Regions from separate parts of the Mus musculus genome. Here all the other regions are linked to region 1. Evidence: chromatin loops called from intact Hi-C (ENCODE). Cell type or tissue: left cerebral cortex. All regions are shown on one strand.

Region 1 (8,000 bases):
TGCTTTCTTCTTGGAGCTGGTAACTCTGCACCAATCACGGTAAGAAGAATGCTAGGCCTCCATCCTACTCTCCTCTGCCCCAGCAAGAGAAAACCCACAGAAACTCAGAAACAGCAGATTGAAGTAACAACAGCTAAGAAAGCATAACTCAGAAGTCATGGTGGTCAGTGACTCAAGACGAATAGAAGCAGAGTTTAAGCAATTAATGGTACACACACACACACACACACACACACACACACACCCAAATCTTGCATCAGGAAACCACCAAAGCAACCAGAAGTGTGGCTCAAATCATACCACTTGAACCTGCTAAGTAGACTATAAACTTTCTTCTCTGCCAGATGAACTCCTGGATACACACAAAGTTAGAGGTAGCTGAGGTACTTGTATTTGAAGTTGCTGCAATGGAGGTGGATCTAGAATAGGAAAGGCTGTGTGGGAGAAAAAACTTACTTGCCCCATGAGATAATAGGGGCCCATGAGGTGATGTAGCTCCCACTTTACTAGAAGATAACACAACATCTAACAGTATATTCATGTTTTGTCATCACTTAAAACAACAAAACTCTCTGAGTATTCAGCCTCTACCAGGAGCATTACCTGGTCTAGAAATACACAAATATCTCAACTAAGCTTTGGAAATTTGAGCTAAAAAAAAAAAAAAAAAAAAAAAAAACAGTTAAGTCCAATTTAGCCAATGTTTATTTAGTATTACATGCTCAGAATTGTTTTGCAGGAATACAGATGCAGTGTAGAAATAATACTTAACATTTAGCAAGGTTTACTATGCACAGTTATTTAATCCTCACAGCCAGTGTACGAGCTAATTACTATTATGATCGTGCTTATTTTATAGACAACATGGGCTTTTAGAAGGATTAAGCAAATTCCTCAGGATCACACACCAGTGATCCTGCCAGAATCAGGATTCAACTCCACATGCCTGACTCCAAAGAGAAAGCTCGGAGTCACCATACAAAGAAGTCTGAATTTATATTGGGCAAACATCTAAAATGGTAACCTAAAATGGCAACTTTTGATGACGTGCTTTCTTTTATTGTGCAAACGAAAACATTGTATCGAGTTCCCATTGTGCTTAGATCTTAAAATCTGCTTTGAAATAGCTGTGTGGAGCCTGTTTAAAAAAAAAAAAACCACAACAACAGCAACAACAACAACAACAAACAAAGACAAATAAAATCTACAGCTACTTATGATGCCCCAGAGCTAAACAGTACCTCTTTAGTCCACTGCATTTCTATGGAACTGGTTGCCTCCACTCTCCCCTTTGTAAGCCACTCTTTCAGATTTGAGGCCAATCTCAAAGCTAAGGAAAATGAAATCCACCTGTTCTTAGAAGTGCCAAATACTCCTGATAAAAAGCCTGTAATTTGGCAATTGGTAGACTTGAAGGGAGAAACTCTGTCTTCTTAGTCAAAATCCACACTGGGTCTCACAGCCCTGTGAATGCTGCTCTGTGTGTAATAGCACACTGCACAAGCTAAATTCAAAGGCTGTGAATCCACAAAGGGAACAAATTACATCTCTTTGGGGGAAGGCTTGGTGGATCAGGCAAAGTGATTTGAAGCTGACTACCAGCTGAGAGGAGAGTCTAGTGGCTAAACCTTGTAAGGAAGAAACACAAAAACTGAGGAGTTAAAAAAAAAAAAAAAAAAGCCTAAGAGAGCCCAGGTTCTCTAGAAACAATAACCTGTCTTAATCTCACCAATTACATAGAGAGAAAACATGCTTTTAAAAACACTTTAGACAGAAATAACCCAAAACCTCTCCAGTGGAAATTCCAGATTGAAATGAGTTTTGTCCCACTAAGAAAAGACTGTCAGCAGGAGAAACCTCTTCTTTGCCCCTCCTTTGTGGAAGTGTATGGGGGACTATTGCAAAGTCAACTAGGAAACAGGAGATATGCTCATTACAACTTAACAAGTTCTGAGATGGTGAAGGAGCCAGGGAAGCAGCCAGTGGCCAGGGTCAGCTGGTCCTGGGGATGCTGAATGGGCCAGATGGGCAAATCACATCGTTGGACAAAGAGCTGTCCCCTCACCCTACTGGGTCGGTGTTGTGACCTCCAAACAAACAGGGGCATGGATTTGTTCCCCTTATCAGCTGTGTGGCTCAGCAGCTGCTGCTGTGGGTTTCTGTTTCAGAAGCCTGCCTTGCCCCAACAGTTGCCTTTTTGTCTAACTTTTGTGTGAGGGGAGAGGAGGTGGAAGGCCCTGAACATAATGGAGAAATGGCAATGGCTGTCAGAGGAGGGAGTACTTGAATAGAGTATTTCAAGAGGTGCAGAAAATAGATTGCCACCCTCGCCCCCTTAAACAACCTCTGGGAAATCCACACACACCAAAAGCCTTGGTTACTGTTTTGTTTTTTGTTTTGTTTTGTTTTGTTTTGTTTTGTTGGGTTTTTTTTTTTTTTCACCCATCACTCAGACCAAAGACACCATGTCTTTTCGGAACTCATATTGCAGAGTGGAAGTAGAGCCATGTATGAAATGTCCTATGAAATATTTGAGCTCAAACGAGCCATGGAAAGAAAGGCTGTCCCACAGGCAGGGCTTGGACTCTAAGCAGGCCTGCTGAGATCTAACTGCAGACCTAAATGAGGATGGAGCTGAGATTCTGGTGAGAAAGGCCTTGCATCTTGTTCTCCTAGCTGGGAGTCATTGTACTTGTGATAACAACTACTGAGGAAGGTGGGATTTATAAACAAAAATTCCAAAGTGTTCTTGCAATAACAATACAGGATAACTGTTCTAGATGTCTCTCTATTTTTAAAAAAAAGTGAATAGTTAAAAGTATGTTCTTTTCTTGTTAAAGGTGGTTATTGTGGTTATGACAGTGAAGTAAAATAAGAGCATAATGCAGCATAATTAAGAACATATTTTTCTGCTACAAAAATGCTTAATTTTTTTATTACTTTTCAGACCATCCAACAGCTGTTTCTTCTCATTGAATAAATAGAAAAACTGAAGTCAAGAAACTAAGTTATGGTGAACAGGGAGGGATGGCAGATACGTGGGAGACAGATGAGCGGGAGAATCAGTTTCCCTGGAAACGCTTCATGCAAAGGAATTGAGAGGGAAGGAACCAGAGGCTCTGAGCTTCCCCTGTTACCAGTTGTTATACAACCATGTGTGAGGGTTTGTGTAGGATATAGGATGATAAAGTGATGATGAGGTGACTTGTATCAGACTTCACAGATCTAAGTCTTTCCTGTCCTCAAAGCACTCCGGATCTGGGATCCAGGTTTAAATCCCAGCCCACTCAGGCAAAGTAACTTCTCTGGTTTGTTTCCTGGTTTGAAATTTGAGGGTAGCATCAATTTCCATCAGGTTAAACTAAGTTGGGTAAGCAGAACAAACTATATCTCAACACTAAAAATTTGATGTAAGGAACGGGATTATGTGGGTGGTAGGGGGTTGAATGAGAAGGTTGGGGGGAGGGCTGGGGCAGCTTCTAGAAACCACAGAAAGAAGCTTAAGGTGGAGCCTGAAAGGAGCTGCTGGAACCACCAAAGGCTGGACTTGAGAAAGAAGAGTGTGCAAGAGCTTGGTGAGATTACATGTGGTAAGGAAGGAGGCTGCATGCTGGGGCCAGGGGCTGATGCTTGTTAATTGGCTGTAGCTGGGCTTGGAGCTGAAAGGGACTAGTAAAAACCAGGATAAAGGAAGTCTGTCCTTTCCAGCCTTCAGTCCCCCTCCATTGCCCCCACTGACAGAAATGATTAGGAACCCCACTGTCAAAGAACGAAATTGTAAGATGCAAGTTCCAGCCATAAGCCAGAGTTCAGAAAGACAGCTCCGTAGAGGAATAATCATAAGACTATTATAAGATTAAATGAGTGATGACAGGTACTCTGACTTACAATTGGCTTACGACCTGTAAGTCCATTTTGAGTTAGAAATATTATCAGTTGAAAATATGTTCTCTATACCCAGCCTCCTACACATCAACGCTTAAGAGCCAGTGCACTGCTGAGCACCAGTTGTTTATTCTCAGAGCCAGTGCACTGCTGAACACCAGTTGTTTTATTCTCAGAGCCAGTGCACTGCTGAACACCAGTTGTTTATTCTCATGGTTATGCATTTGGCAAACAACTTACTGCTGCGAGCCAACATGAGGAAAGTGAATCCTATATCTACACAGCCTGAGAAATGAGAGAAATTAGAGATACAGTTTCCATGGAACTGCCTTACAATTCCTAAGTCTCAAGTGGAACACTTAAGTATGTTGGGCATCATGCTTTAAGTAAGCAAATAGATCCACCAAAAAAAAAAATGCTAGAAATGCTATCTTAGTTTTATCACAATGATGGTGAGATTGTAAAGGTCACTTAAAATGCTCAAGGTCACATGCACTAGTAGAATCCAGTCCATTGGAAGCCAAAGCTGTCTGTCTTCTTGAGTCTTTCAGAAGTTCCAAGAAGACGGGCATATAAATAAAGTCCTTGCAAGAGAGACTGGTTTAATGATATACTAGATACACTTGGGGGCATTTGGGGGATCATGAAGGAGGAAGATGAGCCACTGACTCTGAAAGATGTCATAGAGAAGATGGTATTTGAACATATGGAAGGGAGAGAGAGGCCTTGCTTGACAGATTCCCAAAGCAATTCAACAAGCTGGGTGTGTTCTCTGTGCTAACCAGGCATTGACCCAGATACTGAAGGTGCAAAGACTTGTAAATGGTTGTTTAATCTTTTAAACAAGGTTTTTATTTATTCCTTGGGTGTTTCATACATATCACATTCATCTCTCTCTCCCACTTGTTCCCAGATCCCCTCCTTCTTCCTACCCATGTGACTTCGTGTTTTGCCATCTGTCTCAAAACAAACAAACCCCATGGAATTCAGTCTGCGTTGGCCAGCTGACCAACTACTCCTGGGCGTGGGGCCTGCCCTAGAGTGTGACCCATATACCAAATATCACTCCATTGAAGAAAACTGACATGCCTTCACCCAGTACAGTTGAAATAAAGATCATTTCAGCTGATAACTGAAGAGAGAGGCTTCAGGAAGGCACTCATTCCCACCAGTCTTGAGGAGATGGACTCCTGAGGCCAGGCAGGAGGACCTTGACAGCAGGAGCATCCCTGCCTTGCAGTTGGGCCATGAGAACGGGATGGAGTCTGAGAGAAAGAACCACACCACCTGTCTGGTGGCCATTCTGAGAGCTCATAGCCCTGATGATCAGAGAAGCTACTCACCTTCCCTCACCAAACAGCTACTTTTTTATTTTTATTTATTTATTTATTATTGCACAAAGACATTTCAGGACCTGATAACAAAGGGATCTGCAGGCAAAGGCCCTAGCCCAGTGAAGCCAGTATCATAAGGGGGAGGCAGGCAATATACCACAATAGCAATGAACTAGTAGATGACTTGTTCATTTATACCTAGGGGAAAACCCTTTTCTTATGCATCCCCTGGGGATGGTCAGCACTGAAGGGAATGACTAGAATAATGGCTTCCAAGTTGACATATTAGGGGCAACCTCAGAGACGAGATGTGGCAGTTGTTTAGAAGATTGGAATATGATGTTCCCAGTAAAAGTGTTAGCAGAGGCAAAAGCCCTGAGATGGAGGTGAGTAAGACAGGGAAATGGGGAGAAGCAAGTCAGAGGAGACCTCAAGGACAGCACAAGGTGAAGTGGGATGAGATGAGAAGCTGGCAGGAGCCAGGCTGGGCTTAACCAAGGCCTCCTGACAACTTAGGAGTTATCCCATACACAGAGCGATGTATTTCCTTTAGAAGGAATCTCTTGAACACTAAGTGGAGGAAGTACACACTTAAATTCAGGGAGAAGTGGACATCAAGGTGTGAGTGACCTAACATCTATGGTCTATGGCTGGTTCCATGGGGTTCCTAGAAACTTACTTAGGAAGTGGGGAACGCAGATCAACAGAAGAGAACGTTCTACAAAGCAGGAAGTGTTCTGTACCTATATACATTCAAACATGGTCTCAACTGGTTTAAAAGAAGGCACTTACTGTGACTGGGATTTAAAATTGTATTTTATTTAGAAATTTTATTTACTGTAAAATGGATTTAAAATTGTATTTTATTTAGAGTATTACAGCTACATGTGGCTAATGGTTACTATACTGACAGCATTCTTGCCCAGGTCTTGCTCAAGAGGTGGGGGCATGCTGACCCTCAAGTGTTCTCCCCTAAGTGCCATTCAGACCTCTGGATAGAGAGTGCCAGGGTACAAAAGCACAAAAACCCTCATGTGGGAGGAAAATGAGCTTCATCCTGTCTTGTTATGAAGAGCCCCCGCGCATATCCTCAAGGAAAATCTGGTCCCGCAAGGAAAGGTTTGGAGACTGTTTTACTGAATGCATCAGTCCCGTGAGCTAGCACTGCCTGTGAGGTGCTGCCTTTGGCCAGAGAGTGACAGGGGACAGTAGCGCCTTGCCCCACCTGCTCGCAGTGGGACTGCATAGACTTCAGCTTCTCCAGTTAGGCAGGTAAGCGGAAGAAGGAGAAACCAAGGTTAACCACAGGTACTGAGGGTGCGGGGACTCCTTGGAGAGTATTCTCCCATATGGGGGCAGGGAGGCACGGGCTGTCATCCGCACGGGATCTGCTTTCTGGGCTTGCTTTCGCTTTGCTGGCTGAGGGGTGAGCATCGCAACCAAGCGAGGAGCAGGTGGCCTCGGACAAGGGGAGGAGGCTAGCGCCTTCCATCAGGAACCCCCAGCCTCTCCGAGAGCTCAGGTCCGGCGCCCTGCTGGCGCGCAGGACCTGGCTTGCCTAGAGGGCACCCCTGACCTTGGTCTCGCCCTGGTTCCAGGTCTGTGCCAGGGCTATGGGCGCCGCGCTGGGCACTGGCGCGCGGCTGACCTCCGTGCCTCGCATAGCCTGCAGCAGTCTTCGGCGCCAGGCACCTTCCGCGCCCGCCCAGGGCTGCCACTCCAAGTCTGGCCCGCCTCGACCCGTACCCCTGAAGAAGCGCGGATACGATGTCACCAGGAACCCCCATCTCAACAAGGTAATGGTCCGGGTAGGACGTTGGATCCCGTGGTTAGCAGGGAAAGACGCCCCGCCCCCTGGGCTTGGGACGAAACCTATGGCGTCCTTCCAGAGCCCTCTGGTTTTGCCTCCTGGATATTGCTCTGTTTGCTTTGGCCTTTTCGTCCCCCTCTTGACATGGAGAGATGTGATCAGTTTTACTGACCTTAATTTCCTCAGCAAAAACAATACAGACCCAGTGAGTATTCCCGATGGTCCCTCTGAGCTAGAGTCAGATTTCCAGCAGATCTTGAGGACAATTCATTTGACCTCCGTGAATTAAAGTATCTGTTAGAGATTTCTTAGGAATGTTGCAAGGTTTAAAAGGAAAAACAGGAAAACGGAGGCAGAGTTCTTAGCACAGACTCGGGCACCAATGAGATAATAAGTGTTAGCTAATGATATGGTGAATATCTGGGAAAACATGAGTCCGGAAGACAGAAAAGTCTAGAATTATAGAACTTTTAGTACTGGAAGAAGAATTAAAGATTTTAATTTAAACCAGTCCTGTAACAGAATGCAGAACAAAGGGGTCTTAGCCAAGGTGACCAAATGCAGATCTCTAATGCTTTGGCCGTGTTCAGCCCACTGCAGATACCTGCATATTAACCTAGGAGCACACCTCCTTCTTGTAGCAATCAAGTTTGTATCTTTGGTTCAGAGGATTGTGAGGAACAGAAACTGGAAGCCAAGACTCAAGCCAGTCCCCCACTCCCCACAATTCCTCGTGTTTAACTAGCAGGCTCAACGTTTTTCAGCCTAATAGTATGACCTCATTTGATTATTGTAAAAAGTTTCAAAACCACTGGATTTGAATTAATATTTAAGCTCTCATAAATGCTTGCTAAGCTATTACTGCAAATAAAATGTGAGAATAGTCCTCATGCAGGAAGTTCTCAAAAAATGTTAGTAGTTTCTCTGATTCAGGATGGTGAAATTCCAATGACACAACTTCTATGGAAAAT
Region 2 (8,000 bases), 200 kb after region 1:
TGCTTCTTGCTCTCTTGCTTCTTGCTCTCTTGCTTCCTGCACCCTGGCTCCTGAAGATGTAAGAAATAAAGCTTTGCCGCAGAAGATTCTGGTCTGTGGTGTTCTTCCTGGCCGGTCGTGAGAACGCGTCTAATAACATCCCCCCAGTGATGTCACAATGTCGGTACAAGGAGCCCACTAGTCTGGCTTCCAGGCAGGCACACAAGGGACTTTCCCAGTCTGGGATTTGGGAAATGGAAGGCCTCTGAGGTCCTCCATCATACTCCAGGCTGGAATTCTGTCCACTAGTTTCTCACCAAGTGAAGCCATGGTGACCACAAAATCATTTCCAGTGGTCTGAACACTCTCAGTCTGCCCCTGGTTTGAAATCTCTCTCTTACCTAACGCTAGAATCTGGGTCTCTCTTTCGTTTGTCCATTGGATATGCACAAAATAAGTTCAGCTCAACTCCCAGCCCACAAAATAGTCCTTCGTATGCTCAAAGATGTTCATTGGGCTTCATTTCACTTTGCCTTGGAGGAATTTTAGGCTCAGTGGGCCCACTGTATCTAATCTATGGCATCCTGCTTCCTTACCTATGAATTCGTTTCCCTGGCATTCTTCTGAATGGCTCTTCAACCTCTGACCCATCACCTCTAGAACAGTCATACTCATATATGTCTGTGGCTGAATTGTAGTGAGACAGCTAGTGTCTGCTCTGTGATATCTGACCACAACTTCCCACTTCAGCTGGGCTAGCTCCTACCTTCTCCCAGTTCCTTAGGGTCTCCCCCATCCTCTCCTTCATTTCAGCCCTTATCCCTTAGTTTTCATTCAATCTACCCCACTTATCTCCTGTGTACACTTCCCATCCTTTAGTCTTGCATCTTCTGATGGGCCCCATCCATACCCACTTTGAGGCTAAATTTCTTTTCTTTTTTTTTTGTCATGTTTTTATTAGATATTTTCTTCATTTACATTTCAAATGCTATCCCCAAAGTCCCCTATACCCGCCCCCACCCTGCTCCTCAACCTGCTTCCTGGCCCTGGCATTCCCCTGTACTGGGGCATATGATCTTCTCAATACCAAGGGACTCTCATCCCATTGATGGCTGACTAGGCCATCCTCTGCTACATATGCAACTAGAGACACAGCTGGTGGGGGGGGGGGGGGGGTACTGGTTAGTTCATATCATTGTTCCTCCTATAGGGTTGCAGACACCTTTAGCTCCTTGGGTACTTTCTCTAGATCCTTCATTAGGGGCCCTGTGTTCCATTTCAAAGACCAAAAACCCTTTTGGCTCATCTAATTAGCATGGCCAATTAAAATGAAATGCTTCATCCTAACATGAGGTTTCCCCCTTTACCTTTATAAGCTGTCATTCGCCTATGGGTTAGGTCTGTCTCTCTCTATTTGGAGACAGTTCTTTGTCACCTACCCCAATAAATACCTCACTGCACCCTCCCTTGCTTCTTTCCCCTTCTCCCTCATACTCTATCAGGGTCATTGTCTCTTATTCTGTGCCCTTTGTCCCTCTGAGGCAAATAAATCTCCTTTATGCTGAGAACTTGGTCTTGAGTTGTCTTGAGCCTATACAGGTCCCTACAGATTTCACAGTATCCTGAAAGATAGGCTAGGAAAGACTCCTGAATGCAGATGGTGTTGGAGACAGGCCCTGCAGTTCGAATAGGAGTTGTCCTAGTCACAAAGAAACCTATACAGAGAGAACCATCAGCTGAAGCAAAGCCACATATAAAGGTCCACAGTGGATTGGAAGCAACAGCATATGCGCAGTGTCTAGAGATATGATGGCTTCTGAGCACTTAGGCTAGGGACAACTGAGCACTCCTGTGACGTGAACCTGGCTCCCAAAGGCAGAGGAAACCTCTTTAGAGGGAAACCTCGTTTGGTTTGGTTTGGTTTGGTTTGGTTTGGTTTGGTTTGGTTTGGTTTGGTTTGGTTTGGTTTGGTTCTCAAGTTGGGGTTTCTCCGTGTAGCCCTGGCCATCCTGGAACTCACTTTATAGACCAGGTCTTGTCTTAAATTCAGAGATCCACCTGCCTCCTAAGTGCTAAGACTAAAGGCATGAACCGCCACTACCCAGCATGAGGAAATGTTTTTTATTTTATTTTTGAGAACTTGATGAGCACGCCCAAATCACTTCCTCTCCTCCCTTCCCCCTCTGGCTCCTTCCATACCTCAAAATCCATGAACTCTTGTACTTTAGTTATTGTTGGTACCTGGAACTGAGGGCCCTATATGGGGCTGTGTTCAGAAAGATGTGGAGAATTGGGGTAGAGGGGAGCCAACTTACGGTGAGAACAGTCATTGTATGATCCTGGCCAGCAACGGAATGCAGTAGTTCCACAGAGAGAGGGCTTTGCCCTGAATCCCAGCCCCAACTGCACAAACTCCTTTGTGCAGGAATCTCAAAGTCTCTCAAAGAGCACTCTGCTCCAGCTAAGGGGGGGGGGGTGCATCAAGGTGAAGTCTCTGGTCAATACATTTAGAGACTGCTGGGTTAAACCTTTTTCTTGAAGCATAGCTTTTCAAAGCCTTTAATACACACTACGTCTGGTATGTGTAATATAAAGAGTTATCCAAACTTATTTTACTAAGGAAATTTATCTGAGAGCATTTCAAGGGCATAGAGTTTAATGGAATGTGTAAAATAAATTTTTAAAGACCTGGAGTTTCATGATTCTGCCAGTTCTAGTTTCTGGGTGAAAAAAAAAAAGAAATAATTTTCCATGGGGTGATGACTGGTAATTTCAGTGGGCACTAGGCCAAGAGAGATCTGCATGTGGTTTTCACAGGGAAAACGGAGCAGGCTCACTTGAGAATAGGATCCTGTCTTGAATTCAGTCACTGGATTCACATGCAGGCCTAGCAGGCTCACCTGTTCCTTCCAGCTCCGTCATATGTCTTCAGGCCTGAAAGGGTCAGACCAGATGTTGAGAAAACGGCAGGCCCTGGTCTCTGGAGCAAAAATCGACTGTGGCCTCTGGAATGCTCTGCTCTCACCAGCACTCCTCTCTGCACCTCTGTGCAGGAAAACCCCTCAGATCCCCTCATCCCAAAGAGGCTTGGCCCCAAGTGGTAGGTGCCCAGCTCTGTTGTCCTTGGCCTGAGTCTCCTTAACCTGTCACACAAGTCACCATTTTACAGCCTGTTAGAAAAATCAGACATCCACACATCATCTTGTGCCTATAAGTGAGCCCTAGCCTTGGAAATGGAGAGGCTTCCATGACGGTTCAAGGCTGCTTCCCAGCTGCACCGCCAAGTAGAAAAAGTAGAGAAGTACAGGAGGCTTGGGAGAGCCTCTTTCTCCGTGGCAGGACTTCTGCGTGAGAGGAGCATCCGATCGTCCTCTGCTGTTGCCAGGGCTACAGGGTAAAGGGTCAAAGGTGCAGATGGGGGCAGGTAAGCAGGAACCTCTCGGGTTCAGGGTGTTTTCCGGCAAGGCAAGACTAAAGACACAGGCTGAGCTAAGACTGACTTAAATGTAAGAGCCCAGAGGGGAGGAGAGTGGGGCATCCTTGGACTGCTCCTGAATTATATATAGCCACCTGCTGGTCTGCCTGTGTACGTACAGAAAGGACCCAAGGGCTGATGCTCCAGATTGCCTTGGCATGCGCAACTCTTACAAGGACCTAGGAAGGGCGCCCTTTCCTGCCTCCCCCACAACATCTTAGTCTTAACAGAATCTCTGAGGGATGTACATTTGTCAAGTCCAACCTCGAGCATTAAGTAACCCTTCTGATGGTCTCAGATAGGGAACTATGGAGCCAGAGAAACAGAAAGGAAACTCAGGCAAGACTCCGGGGTTTTCAGAGACAATGGAAGAGAACAGCTTTTCTGGCTCCCTGTTTTGTGTTTTCTGCATCCGTGGATCATCCCAGCTGAGAAAGAGGTCAAGCCCCACTACCTACTGTGTTTCTTCTTCTCTATATCTAGGTTACTTTTAACATAAAACCGAAGGCCTGCCAGGTTAGAACCACTCAGGATTCCCTCTCTGGAAGCAGTGTGTGCATGGTAAAGTAGTATGAAGACAGAGGGTGTGATTCAAAGCTTGGTGTGCTGCCGGGCTGCCGGTAACTCACAAAGGCCAACTATTTTTCTCCCTTGTTCTTGGTATGTTATAAGCATTTAATAGATAGTTAACATTTGTTTCTATAAAACATGTTTCCATAAAAGCCTGTTTTTCACCATACATGGTTGAATTGAGAGCTGTGTGTTTTCACTTGACCCGTTTAGATTTTCATTTTGAATTTTTGGCTTTGTTCTTAATCAAGTTGTGACTTGTTTAACAAGTTAGGAGGTAAATTCACAACAATTGTTTCAAGTATCTACTCTTCTAAAAATTACTGAATGAGAGTATTGGCTCATCACAGAAGCCATAGAGAAGAGGCTGGTGGGGAGAGGGATAGGATAACACAGCTCCAGGCTCCCAGGTCACAGTGAAGAGAAATGGCAGATACAAACAAGAGTAGAAGAGAGGGAGAACAGGAGTGGAAGTGAGCTTTAGTCAAAGACTGGAAGGGGTCAGTGTATAAACCCCATAACAGGGGCTATTCCTGGACCAGGGAGCATCCTTGGGGATACACACCCCACGAAGATCAGGCTTGTGAAGGTTCTGACATGCTTGGCACTGTGAGACTCTTGGGTTCATGTGGCTCAATTTTGTTTGTTTGTTTTTTCAATTCTGAGTCAGAATTAAATTGGCCTGAACTGTTGGAGTTCTGTTCTATATTCTGTGAAACCAAGGGAGACTTCTTATGTACAATTAAATGAAACGTAATGAAATGTGGAACAGTAATACACTGAATAGAGATAGTTATAATTTTTGCCTTCTTTTTACCTTACCAAATGGGCAGCACTGCTTCAAGGACGGGGTGTGCATGAGTACATGTTAGTATGTGGTGGAAAGATCCACACACATAACTGGTTGTGTTGTCTAAAGTCTTCAGATTTTTTTAGCCCCAGGCTAGTTGTGAAACAACAGTGAAAGTCTTATGTATAGTAAAATGTCAAGACATTCTGTTCCCTACTCCCAGTCCAAATACTTGCAATTCATGACCTGAACAAAAAAAAATTCACAGTACATTTTGGCTTGACAGGCGTGTCATTATGTTTATGAGTGGGTGGTTTTATTTATTATTTCTATTCATACTGTAATTGTTTTTCTGTATCCATGGGAGATTTGTTCTGAAACTCCTATAGATGTCAAAACTGTGCATGGTCAAATCCCCTATGTAATATAATCTACATATACACTGTTCTATATAATCATCATGTGTATATTACTAATGATACCTTATACATTGTAAATACTACACCAGTAACTGTTACTTTACACTGTTTAATAACTAATGACAAGAATCGTTTTTTAACATTTCCAGTGTAGGATTGCTGAACCCATGAATGCAGAATCTACAGATATGAAGGACTAACATATTCTTACAGAGTGTTGCATGGTGCATAGTACTGCTTGTCAACAGAATAGTATACCATGGCGTCTTAGTTAAGGTTTCTATTGCTGTGAAGAGACGCCACGACCATAACAATATAAGGGAAACTATTTAATTGGGGCTGGCTTATAATTTCAGAGGTTTAGACCATTATCATAGCAGGAAACAGCAGCATACAAACAAACATGGTGCTGGAGATGGGCTGAGAGTTTACATCTTGATCCGCAGGCAGCAGAAAGAGAGTGCTTCCACACTGAACAGTGCATGAGCATATAAGACCTTAAAGCCCACCACCTTGATGATGACACACTTCCTCCAAAAAGGCCACACCTACTCCTATAAGGCCACACCTCCTCATAGTGTTGCTCCCTATGGACCTGTGGGAGCCATTTTTATTCAAACCACTGCACATGGACTACATTATTAAAAGAAATTATGGAACTGCTTTCTAAAAACTAGAAAAATATGGCAATCTGTATTTAATTATACACAGAGATAGCAATATGGAATGTTGATAATCATACTAATGGTACAAGGGAACCCAAAGAGAAACATGTCATAGCCCTCCCTACTGCCATCCCATTGAGCTACACATGGAGAAATCATTAAGTCGCCTGAGGGTCACAGTGAAGCCCAAGGCCAGTGCTATGTGCTTCTCAGCATCCAACCCAGTTCCTTACACCTCACTCTTCTCCCCCTTTCTGGAGTCCTCTGGAGCTAGATCTGTGATTTAAAACTTCTCCTCCATCCTGTTACTCTGCTCCCTCTTCCTGTCCTGAAGCCGTCTAGTGCTCCCACCATCAGCTCTGACTAAGACTCCAGAAAATATGAGGCAGGTACGCAAGCTTACCCAGCCGCTGGCATTTATATCCAACAGAAGAAGAAGCCATGATCAAAAAAGGAGGTCAAAGCAGTGTTTTCTGGGTCATGTCAGAGCTTTTCACTCCCTCATAGCCAGTGACCTCATCAGAACATCACCATCAAATAGGTCCCACACGCCCCTTCTAGAAAGAAAGGAATAAATCTCTCCACAGCTTGTCCCAAGTAGGCCTCATGTTTGCGGTCAACACCACTGTGGCAAGAGCAGGCCATTTCTCCCTATCATACACCCAGGACTCCTGGTCTAGTGTGTATCAATCAGAACTACTTATTTCTAAATGAATATGACGTGTTCCTGAAATCACAAATTAATTCCTGGGATACTAATACCATGTTATAACAGAATCCCAAGTGTGAGAGAGCATACAGCCTTGCAAGACTGTTGGAAAAGTAGTGGCCCCAGGGGACAGCTAAATTTTAACTAAGACAGGATAGGGAGCAGAGTAATGGGATCTTAATACATGTTTATTTATATACTAATGAATTAAATTATTTATACGATGACTGCTCAAAGAAGGCCTGGGAGATACAGCTACCAAACACTAGAATCAAAGGACAGCGAGAACTTAGACCTCTATGTGAAGCTCTTAGGCTGAGAGGTCTTCCTACAAATGAGCTAGCAACTTCTCTCTTGGCTGCCAAGAAGGAACAACTATTAAACAGAAAAATGAAACACTAATAAACCCAATATTATTTTTTCAAGGCCATGAAATCTAATAGGCATAGACTTCCAATAAGTCATGTCAAGCAGCTTACTGGACGTGGCCTTCATCTCCCAAGACTGTGTTTCTTAGTTGTCTAGCTTTTAGAATCACAACCATCTGAGGAGCTTGCTGAAAATGCAGGTTCCTGAGCCTCATCCCACAGTCCTGAGTAAAGTCATCTGTGAGATGGATATGGAGATCCACATTTTCAATGAGTTGACTAACTGTTCTTCGATTCGTGGAGTGTAGGGAACATCTTTACCAAGATACCAGTGGCTTCATGGGATAACCTTCCTCAGCCTTGTTTATGTCTTCTTAGAGAATAACACGTGAATGCATGGAGTGAAATGACTCTAAGCCTCAATGTCTGGAGATGGTAACAGTGGGCTTCAGAAGCTCCCAGATCCAGAGTGATTCTGCTCACTGTTGGGTTGGGAGCGAGCTTTCTGCTTGGATCTTGGACGGTCACAGGTTGCAGAGAAGGTCAGTCCCATCTCAGCCTTGCTGTTACTACTACCATCAGAATGGTGCCTTGTGGGTAGCCCATAGTTCACATTAGATACACTGAGGTTGACTTGGTTGGTTATGAAGCCCTTGGTCCCTACACTCTCTCATTTACATGCCTAAGGGAATAGACAAAGGTCTACTTCTAGGACTTGCTGATCCAGCCAGATGACAAAAATAAGAGGAAGTACACAGACTGTCCTTACCTCTTGTCCTGAGCTTGCCCTGTATCCAGTTCAGGCAGGATCCTCTCCAGGAGGTAATAATCGTACATTCTTTCCTCTGTCTTTCCCTGCTCTACAGGTTCGGAATAAATTGCCTCATCCAGTTCGAAGACTTTGCCAATGCCAATGCCTTCCGTCTACTCAACAAATACCGCAACAAGTACTGTATGTTCAATGATGACATCCAAGGTACGTTTTCACCTAACGAAGTCACTGGATAATAATGCTTTTTCACAAG
Region 3 (8,000 bases), 110 kb before region 1:
TAGTATTTAAAAGTGGATCATCTTGTTCTTGTAGAGCTGTTTGGAAAGCCAACACCTTTTGAAAGGAATGAAGATTGCCAAACCTTATCTTTCTTATAGCTAAATCTGGATGAAAAAAAAATGTTAGTTCTGTCACATTCCATTTCTAGGAATGAACCTTTGCAGGATACAGGTTCCTCATGCACATAAACTATCTTCTAAGCTTTCCAACTAAATGTTTTTTATGAATTACTTCACCCAGTAGCAAAGCAAAATGGAGAAGCAAGGTAAACAGCGATTTTTCTCATCATACTTAGTAATAGAGAAACTGCATTTCTTTTCCAGCTTTGACTATCTGACTCACAAGAAGACTACACACTCCCTGCCCAGGTTGCAAATATTAGCCACTGTCTAGTTATCTAGTGCATCAAAATATTTACACTTTACAAACATACTTCATAAGCCCAATAATAGTTTTATGGTAGAGGGAATTTGCACATTATCAGATGTGCCAATGACAATAACCTTCCTAGGGACTGAGGACTAGGGACTAGGGACTGGAGTACTGAGAATAACTTTTGTGATTCTCTAGAGGACAGTCTTCAAAACTGCTAACAACTCAGTTCTCCTTATGGGGGACAATGTTTGAATGAATGATTTAACTCCTAGAAGCCAGCAATTGCTACAAGAGAACATCTAGTTTTTCAGACATCTATTGTCTATTCTACAAAGTACGGTTTCCTGTGACCACAATAAAATGTAAGAAAGTACATGAAGGTGGTGCTCATGCTAGACACCAGTTGGAAGAGCGACAAAGGGTCCTCCATGAAATCTGTAGCCAGGGACACTGAACAATGAGGCTTTGCTAATTCCCCAAGCAAATGCCTACAAATGAACAAAGCTCTGTGAATACACTGAAGCCAAGCTTGCTCTCATTTTCCAGAATCACATAACCCCTTAAGGCAAGACAGACCCAGTCACAGTATGGCTTAAGAATGATGGTCTTGTAAGGAAACGGGAGGGGACTTAAGAAGCCCAGCAAATCAAGTACAATCTCATGGTCACACAGAGCTTAACTTCTCTATCAGGTTTTAGGCAAAATGAGCCATCCTAGTAATCCCAAGACAGCCTAGCAGCAGAGCAATTACAGAGTGCTGTCAATGGTGAGACCATGAGAAACGAAATCCCTGGAGTTATTTGGAATTATGCATGAATAATGCCCGGTGCATTAACTCCTAAAACATCCATGGGAGGGATGCTCAGGAGAACCTGAGACTATTAGCACAGCAGACCTGGGCCAACAATGTTCTCAGACACACTAATGGGAACTTTGGCACTTAGGCCACAGGCAGAAAAATATACCTACATCCACTGTCTACCTGAATAGTCATCAGTGAGACAGAAATGAAATCCATATTAATTACCTTGGAAGACTGCTTCCTTCCAAGGTCAGAGAAAGCATGACAAGCTGCCTACTGCCTGTTTATAATAATGGAAAATACAAGTGAAGATTTATTCATATATTTATGGCACACTCAGAAAAAAAATGAATGTAGTGCCTTCAAAAGAATCCTCGGTCTCTTTATCCCGTCCCCAATCCAGTTCTAAGAGACTCTTTAAAAATGTTCACTGAATAACACAGGCTAGCCTCAAGTTCACTGGCCTTCCCCAGCCTTCGAAGTGTTAGGATTCACAGGCATGCACTACTGTACCTCACTCCTAGGAGACTCCTAGAAAGACAGGTAATAGTTCTTTTAAACACTTTCCCCCCCCGAAACAATGTCTAACAATATCCTGATACTAATTTGCAATAGGGATTTTGGAAAAACCTAACTTCAACTATAAATCAAACTCTTCTCACAGAGCCTGATAAGGCTATTTTGTATTGACCTATCTGTCCTTAAGGCATTCGCTAGGACCTCTCAAGTTCACTTACAAGACCTGGGAGTAGCAATTTCTATACTAACCGAGATCCTGAATCATCTGGAACTTTCCACAGGCTACGGGCTGTTTCTAAATTCTCGTGGATGTCACCCAATGGACAATAAAACAAACAGGATTTTAATCAGAGGCTTTTCTCAAGGGATGCTCTGAGGGAGGTGGGAGGGAGAATCGGCTCCATTTCAGGAGGGGGTGGTATTGCTCCATCTAAACACATCTTCCTCTCTTAAAAGTTCTAGGGGAGGGCAAATCTTTTCTTTCAGTTAGCAATTTGTGATAAATGGCTACATGCTGAAGAAATATTTGCTTCCAACAACTGTTGATAGCCCAGGCATAATTTTCTAGATTTAGCACTCAGAGCAAAGTCGGCACCCAGCACAGAGCCTGATCCCAACTTGTGTTTGCTGACTTTTTCTTGCTTGTTAAGGTGTGTTCATAGTCACGTGCCAGGTTAAAAATTAATGCTCAGAGCACGATGAAGTCAGATACAGTAGGCGCAAAACTCAAAGAAAGAAAATGGTAGAGGTTACAGTGTGTGTTCGTGGGGGAGAGCCTACCTTGACCTCTCCAGGGACACCTTGCCATACACAGCTCCACTTGACCCCTAGACAACACCTTGCATCCAAGACAGCGCTTTCAAAACCTTCTTTTCCCCATCCACTTTAAGAGAGACACTGAGTGAATCCAAACGCTGTACAGAGCCGGTGTCCGGGGAGGGAGGCTCTTTCAGGCTCTTGTCCTAAGCCCAGAGTCTGTGCGGAAGCCACGGCAAACTCCCCGGTGTTACCCGCAGCCACCCCACCCCGCGCGCACCCGACTCTTTGTCCGGCTCCGGCACACGCCTGGTCCTTCGGACCCAGCGGGAGACGCCGGGTCCCCGCATCGCACTCACCCGCGTGGAGCAGCCCGCCGGGGCCGCGGCCGTGCGCCGCTCAGACAGGTGTGGGCGCCCGGAGGACGCGCGCGGCTCCCATGCCTGCTCCGCAGAGTGGCCGAGTGCGAGCCTGAGGTCCAGCAGAGCCTGCAGCACCCGGTCCGCCCCCCATCCCCTCCCCTTCGCCTCCCGGGCCCTCCCGCCCCGCCCCCAGCCGCGAGCCGCGCAGCCCGCCGGCCGTCGCCTCCCCTTCCCCTAGCCGCCTGCCTCCAGCCAGCGTCACCCTGCTATTCAGAGGTCCAGAACCCTCGGGCCCCGCGCAGGTGGGTCTCCGCAGCGCGTCACCACCAGCGGGTCCCCGTACTCGATGCCCCTGCACCGTGTCCGATGAACGGCTCCTACCAGTGACTCTTGCACTCTCCCGCTCTAGACAACTTCACACCAAGTTCTAGGGGTCTACATTGCCCAGAGTCTGCTAAAGCAATGCTCCAGAGTGGGCGGTCCCTTCCAACCTTCCAGTCCTCCAGCACCCCGGGTGCGTGGAGCGCCGCTAGGCAAGTTTGCAAAGCAGAATTCAAACTTGTAAGCTCCTCACCCGTGCGCATTCTGTGCGCCTTGAATAGTGACGACCGAGCTCCTTTCCACCTTAGTTCCTCCTCTAGCGCTTCTAGAGTGTACCTCAGTTTGTAATCCAGAGGCAGGCTACCGAGGTTGCAGGCCCTGCAGTTCAGCTGCTAGCATACTGGGTCCCAGAGCACAGCAAGGGATCGCGGACTTGGCAGCTTCCCAGGGGTTGACTGGTGACGCCCCCGGCCTGGTCTTTACTGGGGCACCAGGGCACCAGCTGGTGGAGCCACCTCCTAGCTTATGGTGCCTGTTTCCCTAAATCACTGGAGAAGTCCACACCTGGGGGACTGAGTCAGCCTGGTGACCTCACTATTTAAATATCTAATGCTATATAGTCTTAGTAGTCTCTTAAGACTATCCACACATCCATTTCTGTGAACCAACCCTTCATGCAGGTCATGGAGATGAAAAGGGTGGAGCTGTGGATTTCCCCTCAGGACTGGAGGACTGGAGAGGCCTAATCTTGCTAGCAGTCAGACAGCTCCTGAACAGTAGGACAAAATTTTGCAGAGGTCGTTTTCTTCTCTCCTCCTCCTCCTCCTCCTCCTCCTCCTCCTCCTCCTCCTCCTCCTCTCCCTCCTCCTCCTCTCCCTCCTCCTCCTCCTCCTCCTCTCCCTCCTTCTCCTCCTTCTCCTCCTCCTCCTGCTCCTCCTCCTCCTCCTCTTCCTCCTCCTCCTCCTCCTCCTCCTCCTCCTCTTCCTCCTCCTTCTTTTTTCTCCTGTCAATCCCAGAGTAGCCTTCCTTTTTTCCTGTCAAAGCTTGCCCTCAGAAAGGGAGGGCCTGACATCCTATTCCACACCAGGATGTTAGTGACATGTCCAGTGAGCTAGTGTTTGCCTTGCCTTTAAATAGGAAAGCCCTGAACACATTGTTGAGTAGTGTTTCTCAAACATAAAGGAAACTAGTATTGTCCACCACGTTAAAGGCAAAACCTTCTTAGACCTCCCCTGTCTTAGCTTACATTTTCTTTTTAAACAATCCATTAATGTGAGTGTATACATAAAGCTAGGTGAAAACTTAAACGTTTGAACAACTCAAGAATAAAACTCAAACTGATCGAATACAAAGATTCTCTTCCGGAACAGTAAAATTTAGGGTTTCTCTCAGTCAGTTCTCCACAGTGCTTCCACTCCTGTGGTCTGTGCAAGGCCCTAAAACACTCTGTTCTCTCACTTCTTGTTCTTCCCAGCTCTCTTTCTTGTTAACATAACTGTGAAAGTGGTAATTTCCTAGGGCCAAAGCTTAGCACATAAAAACCAGATTAACTCTTGGTGATTTGAATGAGATGTTTCCCATAGTCTCTGGCATTTAAAATACTTGGTCCCCAGTTGGTGGTGGTGTTTAGGTAGGCTTGGGAGGTGTGGCCTCGACTCAGGAAGTGTGTCACTGGGGGTGGGCTTTGAGGTTTCAGAGGCTGGCACCATTCCCAGTTCACCTTCTCTGTTTTGTGCTTGGGATTTAAGGTCTGAGCTCTCAGCCTCCTGCTTGCCATGTCTTGCCTCCATGGACTCTGACCCTCTCACACTGTAAGCTGGAATAAACTCTTCTCTAAGTTGCCTTGGCCATGTGGTATTATCACAGCAATAGAAAAGTAGTACTGATGGTTATCTCAATGATCCAGAACATGCTTAGAGTGATTCTTTGAGATCACACAAGTAAAACAAATTAAATTACGGGTCTCCCAGGGTTTATAGCTCCCAATCGAGCTATATTTATGGACTTGGAACTCTTTATGACTACACCAACTAAAACCTAGTGCAGTTCAAGAGGTCACAGAAATGACAAAGGCACAAGAATTATTACCAAAGAAAAACCCAGATAAACCCTCCAGCTTCATCTGCTCTTAGTTAAGTAAATAACTGCTTGCTTTAGAGGCCACACGGCCATGTGATGTGTTGTTAGCTGCCTATCAGCGTTAATACCAGAGCTCCTTTGATATGTGGGCTAACTAAACTATTGGCTCCGTTACTTTACAGGAATGGCTAAAATGGCATGAAAGACTTGGTCCCTCTGTTTTGACATCATGTCTATCCTCAATCTTGACCTTGTAGGCTTCTCACCATTACATATAAACACATTGAGCATTGAGAACTATTTTGTCCAAGACTATATAGTACAGTGCCAGTGCTACTGTTTCTATGTCATAAGATCCCACAGTTCTGTGTGGTACCCTGCCAGGATCTGCTCCTGACTAGCATTGTGGCTTTTGTCCTAACCTTTCCCTGCCTCAGTAGCCCCTTCTATACAACCAGGGCTGCTGGGGTTGCGTTAAAGGTTGAATAGATAAATACGCAGAATGTGCTTGAGAATAGTTCTTTATGTGCAGGGAACAGGTAATAAACATGAGCTGTGGCTACTCCACTGTGCAAAGAGACGGTGTTTTGAAGCCTTTTCATATAGCAAGACCTCTGTCCATTTTTTTGACAGTTATTGCTTATTTTTCTTAACAGTTGTAGTTTTCAAAGTAGAGCCAGGAAGAACAAATATTACTTCCATCAATCATAAAGAAAAACTGGGGCACAGACGGGCCTCAGAACACTTCCCTCTCTCGGCCAGTTCCAGTTGTTACCGTCTTCTCCCCAAACAGCTAACAAACAAACAACAGCACAGACAGACGTACAGAGGGTCCAGGGCTTAAACAGGACTCTGGCTTTAGATGTTTCCTAGATTCGTTATAGAAAAATAATTTGGCCCTTAGGTCATCTGCACGGCGGCCATACGGACAGCAACATGATGGATCTGTAGGGTACTTTGACCTTTGAGAGATGTGTTCTGTGTAAACAGCAGGTGTTCCCATGCCGCACATAGATGTCTGCTGTTTTCTTTTTCTGTACTTGTCTGTCTTCCCCCCAGGGGGAAAGGACCCCAGCCCCCTCACTGCCTTCTCAACCCTTTTTATGTGCACTGCAGTTGAGGAGTTAGAAGTGCGCTCGGGGTGAAGCCTGCGAGATTACTGTCTGTCCACTGTGTTGAAAATTTCTGGGGCTGCGCAAATGCCCCTGACCCTTTTGGTGCAGGTCATTAAAAGCTATGGTCATAAAACAAAATCTGACACAAGGTAAAGGGAATTATAGTCTAGGTCAAGGAACAAACATGAGTTAGAAAATGGGAGAGAATCATTGCTTCTTATTATGCCAGGTCTGAAGACTTCCCCGAGGCAATGGGATTTGAATTGAACTCAAAAGGTAAAGGCCCGGGAGTTTCATTTTACTGCCTTTGTCACTTTGAATTGCTGGAGATCGGATACAGCACCTGCTCACACCGGCTTAAAGCTCTACCACTGGGATACATACACCCCCAGATTCTGGGCAAGGTTTTAATATACATTATCTTACTGAGTCTGTGGAACCACACTGCCATATGACGAGAAGAGCATTTCTACTGTATAACTGAGGAATCTGCAAGGATTGAGGGAGCAGAGCTAGGGCTGGGCTGTAAAGATTATGGGTGCGTCCTTTAATGAACACATTATGCTTGGTGGCATGGGGTATATTTTATTGCATGTAACCTTCAAGATAAAAGAGAAAAAGAGAGATATGTTAGTCTGTCATATGCTGCTGAAAAAGAGCACCACGCACTGGATACTTTATAAAGAACAGAAACTTATTTGGCTCATGAGTCTCGTGGCTGAGAAATCTACGATGGACGTGCCTGTGCTAATAAAATAGGTCACTGGGCATCATGTGGTGATACAAGAACGTACATGGCTGGCTCACTTCTATACCCAAGGCAGCCTCACAATACAAATTCTATTCCCTCCGTAAGATTAATTTACTTCGTGAGGTGTCTATCTCGTAATGGTCCCACTAATTGTACTGAGAATTCAGGGATTACTGTTTCCTCCGTTTTGCAGTCAGGACACTGAGGTTAGAGTCTTCAGTCAGGATCCCAAGTTCTGCTCTAGTAGACCACACGGCTGAGGCTCCTGCTGGCCTGTCTCATACCTTAGCTGCGAGTCCGCACTGCGTCCGTCCGGGACTCTCCTGTTCTAGTGCTTCCGATAAGGAGCTGAGCTAGTCAGTTTGGAAGCTATCAGTTAGATTACTTCAGAGGAGATCTGTTTCCTGGCTAAAGCACTCCACAGTACACGTGTATATTGAAATATCACACACCACCGACAAACACCGACGATGTTTATGCTTTGACGCAAGATTGAAACATTATTGAAATAATCATTTCCAGGTGCTTTCTTACTATTTCGGTGACTCTCACAAAGCGTTATGTGGAGCTAGTAGTTTGCTTAGTGAGTGGGCGTTGTCGGCTCTTCATAGTGAATGAGAAGGAGGCTGGAATGAGAGATAAGGAAGCAGATGGGGGTGGGGGGATGAAACCTCTCTGAGCCATAAAAGAGGTGTGCCCTCCGGTAAAACACCTTGCTTGCTCACTGTCCTTGCTTTCTCACCTGCAGTCAGAACTCCTGGTGATGCCTTCTTAGAGTCTGAGTCTGTGACATTTTGGGGGACGGAGAAGCCCAGCACTTCTTTTTAAAATGTTTAGGCCTCCACAGGGTTTACTGTGGGAACCTAAGCCATAGAAGAATGTGGAGTTCTAGAGGCCGGCTGGTGAGCTAGCGTTCATT

The links. Hi-C counts contacts between places; a loop is a spot of excess contacts. Peaks named below come from ENCODE experiments on the same cell type or tissue, not always from the same donor. Only the 100,000 strongest peaks of a DNase experiment are listed, where the experiment ranks them.
Region 2: it touches region 1 in a loop (2.3-fold over the local background); 4 of 42 quality-filtered maps call a loop at or near these places.
Region 3: a loop joins it to region 1, with 2.5 times the contacts of the local background. A loop is called at or near these places in 11 of 42 quality-filtered maps.

The regions. Positions count from the first base shown.
Region 1 is chr7:89,626,079-89,634,078 of GRCm38, forward strand. Me3 (malic enzyme 3, NADP(+)-dependent, mitochondrial) reads left to right here and starts at 6,740. Exons shown (of 14, transcript NM_181407.4): 1 at 6,740-7,015. The coding sequence starts at 6,833. In left cerebral cortex, no CTCF peak of the experiment used is centred here; DNase peaks (open chromatin) are centred at 3,136, 4,069, 6,394, 6,536 and 1 more place; H3K4me3 peaks cover 1,958 bases; H3K27ac peaks cover 4,055 bases.
Region 2 is chr7:89,825,856-89,833,855 of GRCm38, forward strand. It overlaps Me3 (malic enzyme 3, NADP(+)-dependent, mitochondrial), which reads left to right. Exons shown (of 14, transcript NM_181407.4): 7 at 7,842-7,951. Among named protein-coding and RNA genes, the nearest start is that of Ccdc81, 74 kb to the right of the region's middle. In left cerebral cortex, a CTCF peak has its summit at 3,557 (motif pointing left); a DNase peak (open chromatin) is centred at 3,553.
Region 3 is chr7:89,514,635-89,522,634 of GRCm38, forward strand. Prss23 (protease, serine 23) reads right to left here and starts at 2,952. Exons shown (of 2, transcript NM_029614.4): 1 at 2,813-2,952. In left cerebral cortex, CTCF peaks have their summits at 2,105 and 3,624 (motif pointing right); a DNase peak (open chromatin) is centred at 3,519; H3K4me3 peaks cover 1,912 bases; H3K27ac peaks cover 1,214 bases.